Regions from separate parts of the Mus musculus genome. Here region 2 is linked to region 1. The links are chromatin loops, found by intact Hi-C in ENCODE. Cell type or tissue: left cerebral cortex. All regions are shown on one strand.

Region 1 (8,000 bases):
GGATTGGTAATATAGCTGTCTTCTGAGAGGCTCTGCCAGTGCCTGACAAATACAGAGGTGGATGGTCACAGCCATCCATTGGACTGAGCACAGGGTCCCCAATGAAGGAGCTAGAGAAAGGACCCAAGGAGTTGAAGGAGTTTCCAGCCCCATAGAAGAAACAACAATATGAACTAACCAGTACCCCCAGAGCTCCCAGGGACTAAACCACCAACCAAAGAGTACACATGGTAGGACCCATGGCTCTAGCTGCATATGTAGTAGAGGATGGCCTAGTTGGTCATCAATGGGAGGAGAGGCCCTTGGTCCTATGAAGGCTCAATGCTCCAGTGTAGGGGAATGCCAGGGCCAGGAAGTAGGAGTGGGTTGGTTGGTGAGTAGGAGGAGGGGGTTTTCAGAGGGGAAACCAGGAAACGGGATAACATTTGAAATGTAAATAAAGAAAATATCTAATAAAAATAGTTGAAAAACAAGTTAAAAATAAAAAAGAAACACCCCTCTATTAATGTTAATCAAAGTACTATTTATTTCCTTCATGAGCTTAATAATAACCAGCACCTATTTACTTGGTTACTGCCTGCTCTCCTTACCTACCCTCCCCCCACATCCAATTATAATGCAGACCCCATGGGGATAGAGATCATGCCTGAGGTTTTTTATTTCATACTGTTAGTGCTGGCTCCAGTATGTGGGATGAATAAGTGAGTGTCTAAACATTCATTTTATGATGAGCACGTATCAGACTCTGAGCTAGAGACAACCAGTACTGCAGATACCAGACCCACTTCTGTCTTCATTAGCACCCTTCCCCATAGCAGGTGGGTGAAAGGGGAGGGAAATTGTAATTACATCATAGAATGACAAACACGCTGGTTGTGGGAGGTAGAGGAAGAGGAGGAGGAGGAGGAGGAGGAGGAGGAGGAGGAGGAGGATCAATCCAGATTGAGAAGGAGATGGGATCAGACAAGTTCTAGGTTTGGGCTGGAGCTTGAAAGGAAGAAGTCTGTCTGGTAAATGAGATGAAGAGGGCATTGGAGGGGAGATGTTCCAGCATCCTGCTTAGAGAGGAGATAAACAGAACCATGGCCATGCCAGAGCCCATGCCAGGGAGGACCACAGAAGAGGTAGCCTTTAGGGTGGAGACTGGCTGTCCTTATGGGGAGGGATATGGGCCAACATAGAGACCTCAGAATGGAACCCTGACTGAAGAAGGTGAAGTGCTGTCTGTTCCATGACTCCTATTCCTGGTTAACATACTCCCTTCTCCCCACATTGTTGTGGGGTGAGCAGAGGAGAGGTTTTGGGGTGATCCTGGCTGGTGGCACAGAAGCATATGTCATAAGGAACATTGGCTCTCCCTGTAGGATGTGTGCCATGCTAAGCAAAGCCTTGATGACAGGCCTATGGCCTCGTAAGAACAACCCGAGTCAGGAGTCAGCTAAGTGGTGGGAGAAAAGCATAAACTTGGCTCTTGAAAGAATTAAGATGGCAAGCTTTGGGTAATGCCTCTTGAGACTCTTGGTGCCACCGGAAGTTTGGAAAGCTGGGGTTGGGAGAGGGATGACCAGACAACAGTCGCCTATGCCCCTCCATCCCATAATGCTTCCTGTGGCTAATACTGAAGCCATGCATGACATACTGTAATCACTAGGAAGATAACAGTAAACAGTCCAAGCCCACTCGCTCCTAAGCTTATATCCTTATTCTCTCTGTGTGTGGTGTGTGCATGTGCCTCCAAGTGAGTGTGTGTGTGTAGTGTGTGTGTGATGGGTAGAGAAGAGCAGAGAGACAACAATATAAATGGGTGAAACCAAGTAGAAGACAGCTGCTAAGATGGTTACAAAGGTGATGGGTGTGGGGAGGGGCTGCTGAGGGAGAGGGAACAGGCCTGGCCTCACTTGAGGAGGTGACGTAAGAACAGAACACCAAACACTGGGGCTGTTTTTTCCCTCTTCAATTCCTTGTCCCCTCTGGACTTTGTCTCTATTTACTTGGCAGCATGGTTATTGTAGGGTAGGGTTTTATAAAATACAGGCAGTACCAAGTCATGTTCTTGGGCTCCTGTGTTCCCCATATAGCTTGCTTCACTAACGTTTGGTTTCCCTTATAGATGTGAGTGTAATTACGTCATTTACCGGGAAAAAGCAGGAGCTTAGATATTCTTGGAACTGAAAGCAAAAAACACTGGCCTATCTAAATCTGTTCAAACTGAGGTTCTTCAGGGAAGTATCAAGGGCCACAGACCTTTCCCAAAGCCTGTGTATGGAGAAAGGAAGCTGAAGGAGGAGGCGTCAATGTTTTCTTTAAGGGAGCTTTGAGTGTGCCTCTGTTCGGGGCTGGACTAGGAACTGAGAGTCGGAGTCAAGGTCATCTCTGCTGTGGGAGTAGAGAAGGAGAGGGAGTTGCAGGAAGGGAGTTTAAGGAGCCAGGCTCTTGCAACAGAGTCTTCTGGGATTACAGCAAGGCACTAGCAATAGTGGGTGCATGTGCCTCATGTTTCTGATGCCGACTTGTCTCTTCCCGTCTGAGCCCCAACAGCTGTTGCTTCTTTCTTTTCTCTCACACAGATGGATGCCTTACAGACTCCATCTAAACATTCTTGACATTTATTTTTTCCCCCCCGATCGATTTTGCTATTATTATTTTTGAATCCCAACTACATTGACCCTCTAATAGTGTGTGCATGTATGTATGTGTATGTGTGTGTGAAAGTGTGTGTGCATGCCTGGGTGTACATGTATATATGTCTATGTGAGTGTGTGTCTCTGTGTGTGTATGTCTGTGTATGTCTGTGTTTGTTAGTGTATGTATATGTCTCTCTGTGTATGACTATGTGTGTGTATGCATGAGTGTGTGTCTGTGTGTGTTTGTGAGTGGGTGTGTTTATGTCTGACTCTGTGGATATAACTGTGTGTATGTGTGAGTATGCTGAGAGAGTGTTTGTGTGCATGTGTGTGTGTCTGTGTATATATGCATGAATGTGTAAGTGTGGACATGTATCTATGTGTTGCATGTGAGTATATGTGAATATATATACGTGCGTGAGTGTGTGTATATGTGCACCTCTCTGTGTGTATGTGTGTGTGTGTATGTCTGCCTGTTGTATGTGTGTGTGTGTGTGTGTCTGTGTGTGTATGTTTGTATATGTATGTGTACTGTAGTACAAAGAATTAAACCCAGGGTCTCCTCCTATCTAGATGATCTTTTAGGAGGGAGCGCCCAAATACCCTATCAGTAGGGAAAGGGAACTCAGAATTATCCAAGTGATGGCCTCTATACATGAGATCTGGATGAAGCAGAAGCAGAGGAACCAATGTGGACCAAGGCTGGAAACAAGATAGAATCTCAGCTGTCCCAGGAAGAGCCAGTGGCTACAGACGTCCCGGATAGAGTGAGCGAAGCTACCACAGGCCCCTTTCACTCCAGATCATCTACTGTCGAAATCTCCCAACCTTTGATGCTACTTAAAGAGTAGGAAATATGGAAATGACCACATTTAAATATGACTACTGTTTTTATCTCAATTGACTGGATCAAGTTTTCTGCCAACAAGAAGAAAATTGGTGACTGAAATAGAAGTGGAGTTAGAGATGAATAAAAGAACTCACATTTTTATTTTTGCACATTTGAATCGTGTAGTTTGCAAATGAAGCGTTTTTTCTAGCCACTGTACTACTGTCAATGAGATGAAGAGATGCGGAGTTCTCTGGGAGCGAGTCCAGATGAAAATCCATTATCAGCTCTTGTGTTCTGTGACCCTAGAAAATGTGCTCAATGCTCCTGCAAAGAAAAGTTCCTTAGCTGGGGGCTAGAGATATATAGTTCAGTGTTAGAAGGCTTGCTTAATATTCCTGAGGCTCCTGAACTAAAACACACACACACACACACGCGCACACGCACATGCACACGCACACAGTAAGGCAGGCAATCATGCATGTGCTCCTTGAGCTGGTCACACTAGTGCATACCTATAATCCCAGTACTCAGGAGTAGAAGCAAGAAGATTGCCAGTTCCGAGTCAGCTTGATCTACATAGCAAGTTCCTGGCCAGCCTTTGTTATATAGTGAAACCCTGTCTCCTAAAACAAAATGACAAAGTAAAACAAGGCAAGAAAACAATAAAAATAAAACCAAAACCCTGTGGTTCGGAGACCAAGGCCGGCAGGCTATTCTCTTATGTGCTTCTCTGCAAATATTTCTTCAGTCATCACCAAAACTCATCTCATTGAACCACATTCTCAGGTCCTGGGTACTAGGATTTCAACACACACATTTGCAGGGACACACTCCAGTCCATGCCAGGTAGTATAGGAAACCAGTTGGCCCATAAGAGGTCCCTTGATCATGTGAATTCTTTTCTCCATTTCCTTAGGTTGTAGTATGAGACTTAAGCTATCAAGGGTGCCTACTCTAGGTAGAGGAGTGGGGGAACCAGTGAACAGAGACTTCCTAGACAACGTAACCTTGTTGCCATTCTCAAACTGTTTGAACTTGGCACAAGCTACCAATTTCTGATCCACCTTCTGACAACAATCAGCTAACACAAGCATCAAAATTACAATGAATTAGCAGGCTCAAAGTATGCAGCAGATGGCTTGACTTCCATCAGGGGCTTCCTAATTGGCATTTAAGTTGGACAGAGACTATTAGGAAGTGCACTGTGCTGAACAGATGTGAGATATCAGGTCCTCTGCTCTCCCTGATTTCCAAAACTGACTTTGTGAATTGGAAATGCCTGCCTGTTACGAAAAGCCCAGCTTTGATTGTCCTCTTCACACTGTTTGCTAGTCACTAGTTCTCTGGACTTTGAAGTCTACCCTAGATGCCGTTAGTAGAGGAAGCTCTAGGTGTAGCTACTGATTTCCCAGGAAGAAGCTAGTGTGTGTGTGTGTGCACGTGTGTGTATGTTCTTGCTGTTATCCCTCCTAGAATTTGTGTGAAAATCAGTGAGAGAGCTGTGGAATCCCCCGTGGTCTTCTCTCTGGGTTCCTTCTATCTTCTAAAGTGACATAGAGGATTCTCTCTCTCTCTCTCTCTCTCTCTCTCTCTCTCTCTCTCTGACTAATGCTTCTCAGATCCAGCTCATTGTGGGAGCTTCCACACACAATGATCTTCTTGAAGGCAGAGCCAGATGTGGATTCCCCTGAAGGCTGAAAGTGCCTGTCTTCATGGCTGAGGAATGGATAGTGTAAATGCGTGTCTTCCTGGCTGAGAAATGTGTGGCTTAATCAGTATTTGCGAAATGGATACTGGACTGAGTATCTGGCTGAGCTACCTTTAGCAGTTATAGTGGTCAGTCTCCTAGACATTTGTACATCCCAAAAGTTCTCCATTTCCACAGAGACAGTACCTTAGAGAAGACTTACTTCAGCTTCCAGAACCCCATAGGAATGAGGAAGATTCCATGGAAAGAGCAGGCAGCAGGCAGATAGCAATCTGTGTGCTTGGACAAGGAAGTGGGAACAGAAGTTGTCCTCATTTGCATGGTGATCCTATTTCTTATTTAGTCCCCTTTGCCTTCTATTTGTGTTTTCTTTGTCCCTCGAGGTCTTACCCATCCAAATGTTCTTGTTCCTAAAGCCCCAAATGTGAACCAAATGGCTGCTTTGGATCCCTGGGGGACATCTTGATCATTTTATTATGATATTAGCCAACTCCTCCAAAGTTTGTTTAATGAAGGTGGCGTTTACATGTCAATATAGCATATCTGGGAAAATTAATGGTACTCATTACTATTTCCTGATATGTGGGATATATAGATAATATTGTGGGAACAGTGGTGGTACCTTGGAAAGAAAGAGATCTCATATCTTATATCGACAATTAGCAATAATAGCTCACAGGAAGGCATATTATAGCTTTTTGACAATGATGGAGAATATTAACCATTACCTAGCATTTGCTCTACCTATGTCTCTTAGCTACCTATGAGGCAAAGTGGATTGACATTCCAAATATGTAGATGAGGAAGTGGGATTCCAGAGGGTTAATAGTCCTAACCAGGACACCTATAGCCTACATTTCCTTCCTGAGGCCTGGGGGGATCATTGCAGAAGAGGGGGCAGAAAGGTTTTTTTAAGAGCTAGTGTCAGTGAAGTAGTTTCTAGGCACAGTGGGGCAACTGAACATATGAACTCCCAGCAGCTGTGACAGTCTGGCTCTGGAAGAGAATAGTGACTTTTTCAGGAATATATATGCATTGTGCCTCACCAGGATAGTTCCCCATTTTGGAGTCATTCAGATAAGGCTAAACACAATCTTAAAGGCTTTGTAGAAAAGAGCTATAAGTTAAACAGGCATCATGCCAGGTGACTGCTACATGTCTTCCGGTTCTAACACACCAGGAGAGAATGTTATCATCATGGCCAACAAGTGGGAATAAACCAAATATCTATCACTCAGAGAATCAGTCAACACAATGCAGGCTATTCATACAATGGGCTATTATTCTGAAACGAGGAAGGGAATACAGATCCTGACTCCCATTATAACAGGGGTAAACATTGAAAACTTCCTGCTTAGAGGAAGGAGCCAGAGCACATATATGTTGTTCGAGTCACAGAAAGTGTCTCCCTGGAGGCAGAAGCCAGGGGAATGGCTGCTTAGCCAGTGTAATGGAATATATTTTCAGGACTGTGAATCCATTCTAGAGCTAACAGTGGTGACTGTGCAGTTGTAATATACTGAAACTGCTGATCTGTATACTCTAAATGGAGGCCTGGCATGGCCAGATAATTCTATCTCTGTAAAGTCACTCAAAGATGAAGAAGAGTGTGAGTTAAATTACAAGAGAGACAAAGAGTTTGGGTTCTAAGGCTGTGAGACCTAGGCCTATGCTGCCTTGCAGGACTGAAGAGAGAATAGGCCTGAAAGAAGAGGTCTCACCCTACAGGGTGTTGATAATTAGAAGACAGTTCTGTGGGAAGGTGAGGGAAGGCTGGCCAGCAGCAAGACAGGAAATCTGTTGGTGGGTGAGAATGTGGGAACATGTAAAAGGTGGGAGGCAGCGCTGAAGGTCGAGTTTCTCGGCTTCCAGCCCAGCCCTGCTGAGATCTGCACCTGAGCCGCCTTCCCAGTGGATGCTGCAGCATTCAAACCTCCGCACACACTCAGGCAACGAGAGGAATAATTTTTCTCTCAGTTCTGTTATCTCTTGTCGATGTGTCTACATGTCTTGAAACACTCCCACCCCCATCTTTGTTTTCTGTTTTATGCTTACCGGTGTAGTTTCTCTGTCCTTGGCGTGTGTGATTTCTTGTTTTTTATTACTATTAATAACTCGGGTTGAACTTATGTGTTTCATTTATTTCTCCCTTGGGCCCTTTATGACTTTATCATAAAGGCTTCTCAGGTACAAACAGGAAGATTCATTAATAAACTTAAAATGAAGGGGACCTGTTTTTAAAGCACTTCTAAGATGAAAAATTTTGTGTAATAAAAATAAGGACAAAGATCTCTGGCATTTATTTGAACAATTTACCCAATAAACAACTTGAGAGACTCCTTGAAAGGCCCTTCTGTTTCTTTACATTATCATGGGTTCTTTATAGGGACATGGGCTCATGTCTTATCCAGGGCTTGTTCAAAGAATTTGCTCAGCTAAACCAAACACAAGATTTCTCATTTATTCATCAATTCAACGTTTTCATTCATTCATTCAACAACTATTGAGTGTTTGCCTATGAACTAGGCACCCTGTTGGTTATAGAAATATAAGGAATGAGAGAGCCTGGTGTGTCTCTCATGGCACATATCTAGCAGGAGAAGCAGAGAGTAAGAGACACATAATCTCAAATAAGTAAGTGGTTAAAATTATAATGTGTTACAAAGGAAGAATGATTGTAATATACACACATATGTGTGTATATACATGTATTCTTTAGTTTCTTGCTTTCATTTATTATTACTTGCTAAAGAAGTTTCTAAATGATATTGACAAAGGTTGAAGGAAAGAAAATGAAAAAGGTAAAGCCATCCATTCAAAATATTAACACACATAC
Region 2 (8,000 bases), 140 kb after region 1:
AATGATTAAAGTACAAGTTTGATAACTGTTACCCAAAGCATGCTTTGCCCAAATCATTTATTTCTTCCGTTCAAATGGTTGCCTGGATCTCCAAAAAAATACGATAGGTGTCACATTAAATCAAAACATCAATCCATTCAACCCAGTCCTCTCTCCCTAATGACCCTTTAAGGGAAAGCTTGGGGCAGACCAGAGTGATTTATAATTTCATGCCAGAGAGTTAAAGCTCAAAAACTAAACAATTTTTATAACCATATGGATTTCTCAACACAGATTAATTTTTAATGTTGCTTGGTATTCTCTCACAGAACATTGAAGTCACATACAGTTCTTAGGAAGAGGCTGTGCATTTGCTGTGCTTTTAGAGATGTGGACCAAGGTCCAGCTGGTCCACACAATGGCTGCCTTTAGCTTTGTGTTACCTTCTTTTAAAATCTTAGCTACACCTGAACACTTAATAACTCTTCAGCCCTTACCTACACCTTGTTGGGAGAGGAGCGTGACCCTTTCACTTTTTGATCTCCAAGAACCTGTCCACATGAACTATTTCTTTAGGAATGAAGTAAAACATCCAGTGGGCTGATGTCTGTGTTGGCTTCAGCTGGGCTTGACTGTTTGCACACAGCGCCTTTCTTATGATAGTCTGGCTGGCAGTGCAACTCTTGGGCAGGAAGAGGAGATCATACTGATGTTTTTACTCCTCAATCTTCACCCTCACCTACCCTCCCTCTCTGACCTTTTCCTGAACTTCGCCTGAGTCCAGAGTTTGATTGGGGCTTTGTTTTGTGCTTTGGGCAAGAGTTTTGGGTCAGCTGAGGTCAGTTCTCATCTTATCTACAGTGGTTTGCCCTCCGTAGTTCCCAGTGGAAAAGCTTCAACAAAAATACATTTATACATAGGTCTTAGCTTTCATTGAGTGCTTTGTTTGCAGGAGAGGCTGGGTTCTTGTTCCCAGGGGCACTTAATGTCTTAAGCAATGTTTTATTAACTTTTTTGATAAAAACAACTTTTTAGTCCTAGTCCAGATTCTGAATCTAGAAGCTTATGGATGTCTGATACTTCTTATGGTTTTAATTACAGAAGAAGCCTGTCATGTTAAAGCCATTATAGAGGAGCTAAGAAGAAGGGCAAGAACATCCAAGATCAGAAAGATTCAAAAGTAACTCTTCAAACAAAGAGTACAGAGCGACCCCATGAGGTGCACGGCACAGGGCTCCACAGAAATGGGGAGAGTGAATGAGTGAGAGTGAGGTTTGAAGAGAATTAATTTAGGGCTGAAAGTAGGCTTGGGATCATGATTTCAGGAAGTTTCAATCCATCATGGTGGAGATAGCATGGCAGAAAGCAAGGCTCACCCAGCAGCTCAGAGTGACAGAAATATGAGGTGGAGGAGGCTGTTCACTTTGTGGTCATCCAAGAAGCAAGCAAGACAGGGAGTAGCCAAGGGTAATGTGGCTCCCCTTCCCCAATCAGCAATGACCTTTTTCCAACCATCCACTTGAGAGAAATATAAAGATTAAGGGGAGAGGATATTCACCTGCCACCTAGACCCCATCCCCCAGACACAGACCCACTTCCTCAGTCTAGACTCAGCTTCCCATTGTTGCTATGTTTTATTTCCTTTTTCTCTTCCTTTAGGTTTAATTTGAAGATATTTTCTTTTAGCTTGCTCTTTTTTAGAACTTATTTATGCTAGCTCTTACTATTTTTCATTGTGTACACTTTAAGGCATATAATTATATTTAGCTATAAGTGCCATTTTGGTTTTACCTCAATAGCTATGTTTTTATGCTTTTCTATTTATTTATTTTAAAATATCTTATTTTTTTTTTGTTGCAATTACATTTCTGAACTAGTGGTTGTTTGAGGGAATACTGATAAATTCCTATAAATCTGAGAAACTTCTAAAAAATATCTGTACTATTATTTTCACCTAAATCCACTATGGTTTGACATATATACTTTGAAATAATACAATTTGGAATTTGCTTAGACATTGTTTATAAACTAACACAAAATGTAATACATTTTGATTAGATTTTATGTGTATGTATTAACAATATGTATACTAATAATGTAGAGTATTATCATCTAGATCGAGATCTATATAGACATGTATAGTTGTAATTCTACTATAGATATAGATATCTTTTTGGACACATCTCTATGTCTCCATGTCTGTATCTATGTCTTAAAGCTGCTTATCACGCATTTTAAATGATTTAGATGTGAGCACTACTTTTCTTAAAGTCATTCTCATCTAAGTGATTTTACTCACTCAGTATTCCAAGTCACATTATTTTTCATCCATTCACTTTTAGTCTCTCTAGGTTTTTATATTTAAAACATGCATTTTATAAAGAGTGTAGTGTATGCTTCTTCCATCCCTTGTGATACATTTTATTTTTTAATTCACGTATTAATCTATGCACATTTAGTGTAACGGGTACAATTTCTCATCTTAATACATGCATTTTTCTATTTTAAATGCTTATTTGCTTATTTTTATTATTCCTTGTTTTTTTGTTAATAAACATCTTTATTATTTGTAACTTTCCTTCATTATTCACTTTTAAATATTCTTTCAGTGGTTACCATAGAGACTTACAATATGGTCTTATGACTAAGAGAAATTTGGAGTATTAGCAGCTTTTTGAAAATTCAACGACCTTAGAATATGCTATCATGATAGAACATGCAGCCTTTCTTCTTTCCTGCCACTGATATCATAACTGCAGTTGTACAAATACTTTAAATTCTCCATGTTTGTGATACATGCCTGTCTGTCACATTTCCCAACATACCTCTACTATACCCTCCTTGTCATCCAGTTCTGACATCCCTCTTCCTAAGTATCTTAGACTTCAACTTGTCAAGGAAACTCCTCTGTGGCCACAGATGGTGCTGTGCCCACATTATCTGCTGGACCATTGCTGTGTTGCACTGGCCTCTTTAGGTCCTCACCTCCTCACTGACCACTCTAAATACTAAGATATCCAGAGGCCTGAAACTGGAGATTATTTATATTTTAATGTCTTCTTATTGAATTCAATGCCTGACACTTTGCAAGCACATGTTTAATGGGTAAGTGACACGACAAAGGTTACACCCCCCACCCCTGTCCATTGAATACCCTCTGTGGTATTTTCTAAGTTCTTCTTTGGATCAGTCAAGCATTGACTGAATCTTAGGTCTCTTAGTAATGAGGGGAGCACCTGTGTCACTCTCATTGTACAGATGAATACATTAATGTTCAGAGATTTTATGTTTCTCAAAATCATAAAGCCAGAAAATGGCAAGGCTGAGGTACAGCGTCTAGGCTGACTCTGGAACACAAAGGCTTACCACAAATGCACAGACTAATGGACTTCTTAACATCTGTTGGACCCATTTCCTTCCCACTTTCCATCAATTACCATCTAGAGTTGAACACTGATGACAATGTCATTCCCAGTAGAAGACTTTCTGGATGATGGTCACCCACAGTAAATGCTTATAAATAATCTAGAAAGTAAGTGAAGATACAATTGTTATCATACATAGATCTAGCAAACAAGTACCTGAGTTATTAATATTCCTGAGGTAGGATGAGATTGGAATGGGCTAGATACTCGAACAATATGAAATTCAAATTCTCCTAAAGATCTAGGTGTGAATTAGACTCTTGGAAACAGATTTGAGCTGTTGCAGGCTATTTGTATAGATGGCTTTAAGTATATTCGTTGTGCCTGCTCATTGAACACAATCATGCATATTCTATAGGCACAAGAAAATGCCAGTGTGTTAAGCATGGTGGCCTCCCTTTTCTAAAAAGATAATAAGGATCAAAGCATTATGCACAAGTTCACTGTGACCTGAGGGAGTTAAAGAATCTTCTAGGAGAGATTGACTTCTGAAGAGCGTGCCAAGTAGCACCCCAGAGGCTGCTGAACACCAGGGCACCATTTCCTTCCTCTCAGAAGCCTCTTCTGTGCTGTGCCAAAACTCACATCACTGTAGAATGCGGACGTGACATGCCCGATCCTGAGAGGCAGACACTGTTCTAGGGTAACCTTTTGGAGGCAGCTTCATCTTGCTGCCTGGGAACATGTTTCTTGGCTGTTGCCAAGAACATGGGGAGGAAGTAGGAGGAGCTGTTGGATACCACACGTTGTCTTCATAGTATATTACTTCAATGTCCAATTCTTTTCAGTTTCAGCAGCAGCCTGCCTGGAGTTTCACATTTCAGGTAGTGACTGATGGGACAGGTGGGACTTGCTGCTTCTGGTAAGGAGAGAGGGGTTTATATACTATAGCTGCTATGCAAATTTGCTATGCAAATCTAAAATGCCATTATATCATACATTACATATACTATGATGGGAATAGTAAACGTTGAGTTGCAAAGAAATCATGCATAGCAGCAGGAACAAAACCTAAGATGAAATCGGTTGTGAAAATTGGCTCCCTTAATTTAATTGGAGTTAAGAGAATTTAGAGACCTTGCCTTAACCTAGGGAAATGGGAATGAAAATAGGTTTAGGAGATTAAAGGGAAGGCATTTGGGGATTTATTTAGTAGAAAGAATTAACTCATGGTGTTGTCTACGGTTTGTACAACAGAATGTATTTTCCAAAACACACTAATTCTGCCAGCTAATGTGATCTGAATACCCTGTTTGTACAAGTGAAGAAGTTAGGTATCTAAGCACGGGTCCGTTGTCTATTACCTCTTGTCTAGGAAAGACAGTGTGGGCGAGAAACTGAGACCCGCTCTTCTGGTTCCAAATCCTATTAATGTTTTTCCTGGAATATAGAGTCATTGTTGAAAGTCCTCAGTGTATTTGAATAGGATATGACTATTACGTCATTTCTAGCATGCTGCCTAACTTTAGACCAAAGCACTGGGAACAGAATGACATTCGTGTGGGCTTGAGGGTTTTGTACTGGGCTTGGCACTCTTGTATGGAGGAAGTCATACAAAACTATAACTAGTACCCTGACCTGTACACTGACCACAGGATCCAATATTTCCTATCACTCAGCCTTCCTCTTTCCCCCCTTGGGAGTAGAACAGATTTTGTCAACAAATGTGGTTTGGGCACCGTGCTGGGCACATGGGGAATAGAATAGAGATTTATTGCAAAGCTCTAGATCCCAGGAGCCTGCAAGTGAGACTAATAAATGCCCATGTAGGAAATCTGTGGTGCCAGTTCTCTTAGAAGGGGTGTTTCCAAGAAAGAACAGACCTAAGAAGAGAAACTGCAACAAGCCGGGGACCCTGCCAATGGGCATCAACGAGGAGCTAAGTAGACTGAAGAGGGCAGACACTTATCTCCAAGTGAAGGAACAACATTGGCCAAAGCTTATCAGACACTGGAGCAAGAGAAAAAATGGATTGTTTGACCTCTCTCTTATTAAACATGTGTACAAGTACGTGTGTGTGTGTGTGTGTGTGTGTGTGTGTGTGTGTGCCTGTCTGTCTGTCTGTCTGTCTGTCTATCTGTCTGTCTATCTGTCTGTCTGTCTGTGCATATGCATGTGGAAGCTGGAGGACAACCTTCATGGTAGTTCCTCAGTTAATTCGAATTTGTTTTGTGAGGCAAAGACTCTCATTGGCCTTGAGTTCACCAAACAGGTCAGGCTGGCTTGTTGGCAAGTACTAACAGGCATCTGCCTGTCTCTGCCTCCCCACTAGCACTGGGATTAGAAGCGTAAGCCACCCTGTCAGGCTTCCCCCTCTTTCTTTCATGTGAGTTCTAGGGAAGGAAACTCAGGTACTTAGTCTTGGTTGGTAGATAAGCACATTACTGTCACCCCAGCCCCTAAACAGTTCTTTCACTGGAAGGATTCCTTAAAAAAACCAGACAACTCAAAAGCAGGAACAATGGGAAGAGGTTTTTATCTTTGATGATCCTCCTGCAAATGCTACCTACCCTTGCTCGATATGCCCTTACTGTTGACAAGGATGCTTTTGGAGAGGTGGACCACTCATACTTAGTATATGTGATTCTGAGGGAAGAGAAAGTTGTGGGCAGATAGAAAAGAAGGGTGCAGAGGCGGTAGGTTTCTATCAAACATATTGCCCCATGGGAAGAAGCAGTCCCCAAGATACATGCTCTCCCTGGTCTTTGGAGTCTGGATTCTGTCATTGACCTTCCTCTGGGAGATTTCCCATTTTCTTTCCTCTTCCTTGCTCACTACATACTTTTTCTGCTTATGGAATATCTGGTATTTTTAGCCCAAGCAGTTGCTGTGGCAACCACTAGAGCTGAACATTTTGTTTCCCAAGAACAAATGCTTGCTTAAATATAAAAGCGTTTTTCTGTTGTTCAAAAGAACTGAATTTTCTAGCATGTAATTCAGCGCATGTGAGTGAAATTGACATTTCTCTCCTTGTATGGACTCCCAACCATGGCCATATTCTCCAAGGTTGGGGGAGATAGGATTAATCTTTACACCAGATATTGTGATATTTTTCAAAAAGGAGAATAAGAAATGATTTTATTCTGTTTAATTTGCTCCAATATTTTGGAAGATCTCAACAAGGAGTATTCCAGAGAAGGAGATGGGGGTTGCTGCCTCTTCCTCCGTAAGTGAGGAAGTGAATTCACAGACAACGACAACCTTATCTGGTCCTTCAATAAAGAGATGCCATCTTTCTTGTGTCCAGCTCACCCGCAGACAGTGCTAGTGCTGAAGAAAACAACTTTCTGTTGAATATTTTGACCTTTCTCTACTTTCTAGAAAATTTCTTGACCATGTCTGAGTATTCTTTTGATTTTTTTTTTTATCCCAAGAACACTGCATGCACACATTATAGACTGTAGACTGCAAACATCTCTCTATTTTGGTATCCAAGACTCTAGAGCTTATTCTAGCATCTAGGTTTTTTCCCAAGTACATTGGAGTGTAAGAAACGACCTCCCACACATTTAAATGAGAAATTCTTAACACTGGCTGTGTGAACTCGGGTGAAAAAAAATTCACAATGTTATTTTTGCTAATCTCAAATGAAGATTCATTATTATCCTTCTCTATAAATACAGATAACAAAATTCTGATGGTCACTTTGTAACTACTCTGAGCCTTATTCCATTACCATTGTAAGAGTTATTTAAAATGTTTGTGCCTTTTTATCATTATGTTGAAACTATGGGAATCATCAGGTATATAGAAAATACACAGACAGACATACACAGAATCATACTTACAGACACATAGACACATGCACACATAGACAGACAGACACACACAGAAACATACTTACAGACACACACAAACATAGACACACACACACACAAACATATATACACACACATGCACACACACAGATACACACACATACACAAAAACTCCTAAGCAGTTGTTTTTATGTTGGAAATTACACTTGAATATAATTGTCTTCTATTATAATATTTTATTTTATATACTTAATTTTTTTTTTGAGAAAAAGGGGTTTTCAAGACTATCAAAAGGGGTCATGTCACACCAAACACTTCCTAAAGTCTCGCCTGTTTTCTTGCAGTGACATGCTGCCATTTCTGTATCACTGGCAAGCTCAGGCTTAAGGAATCAGTTCACTGAAGTTTGAATCATGCTCTTCTGTAGCATTACCTGGATCTTGTTGAAAGGAGATGTGGTTTGGATGAGGTATCTCCCATAGGTCTTGTACATATGAATATTTGGTCTCCAGGTGCTGACCCTATTTAGGTAGGTATGGGTTTGCTAGTGGAAGTATGGTCACAGAGGGGGCAGTTTTGAGAGCTTAAAGACTTGAACATTCTGAATTTTCTCTCCCTGCTTCTTCTTTGGTTTGTGGGATGTAACTCCTCGTCTCTTAGCTTCCTGTTTTAATCACTATGCCGGTCTACTACCACACTACCTGGCTATGATGATAGTGGACCCATCCCTGTGGATCTAATGACAATAATTTAATATAAGCTGCTTTGGTCATAGTGTTTGATCTCAGCAATAGAAAACTAATTACTACACTACACCATGAACTACACCATGAAGCTT

What was found. A loop is a pair of places that touch in the nucleus more often than their neighbours do. Peaks named below come from ENCODE experiments on the same cell type or tissue, not always from the same donor. Only the 100,000 strongest peaks of a DNase experiment are listed, where the experiment ranks them.
Region 2: it touches region 1 in a loop (3.0-fold over the local background); 2 of 42 quality-filtered maps call a loop at or near these places.

What each region holds. Positions count from the first base shown.
Region 1 is chr1:164,541,249-164,549,248 of GRCm38, forward strand. No RefSeq gene overlaps it. Among named protein-coding and RNA genes, the nearest start is that of Gm26685, 42 kb to the left of the region's middle. In left cerebral cortex, no CTCF peak of the experiment used is centred here; DNase peaks (open chromatin) are centred at 2,135, 2,440, 3,643 and 6,990; H3K27ac peaks cover 1,804 bases.
Region 2 is chr1:164,677,761-164,685,760 of GRCm38, forward strand. No RefSeq gene overlaps it. Among named protein-coding and RNA genes, the nearest start is that of Dpt, 110 kb to the right of the region's middle. In left cerebral cortex, no CTCF peak of the experiment used is centred here; DNase peaks (open chromatin) are centred at 4,082, 4,909, 5,749, 6,222 and 2 more places; H3K27ac peaks cover 4,538 bases.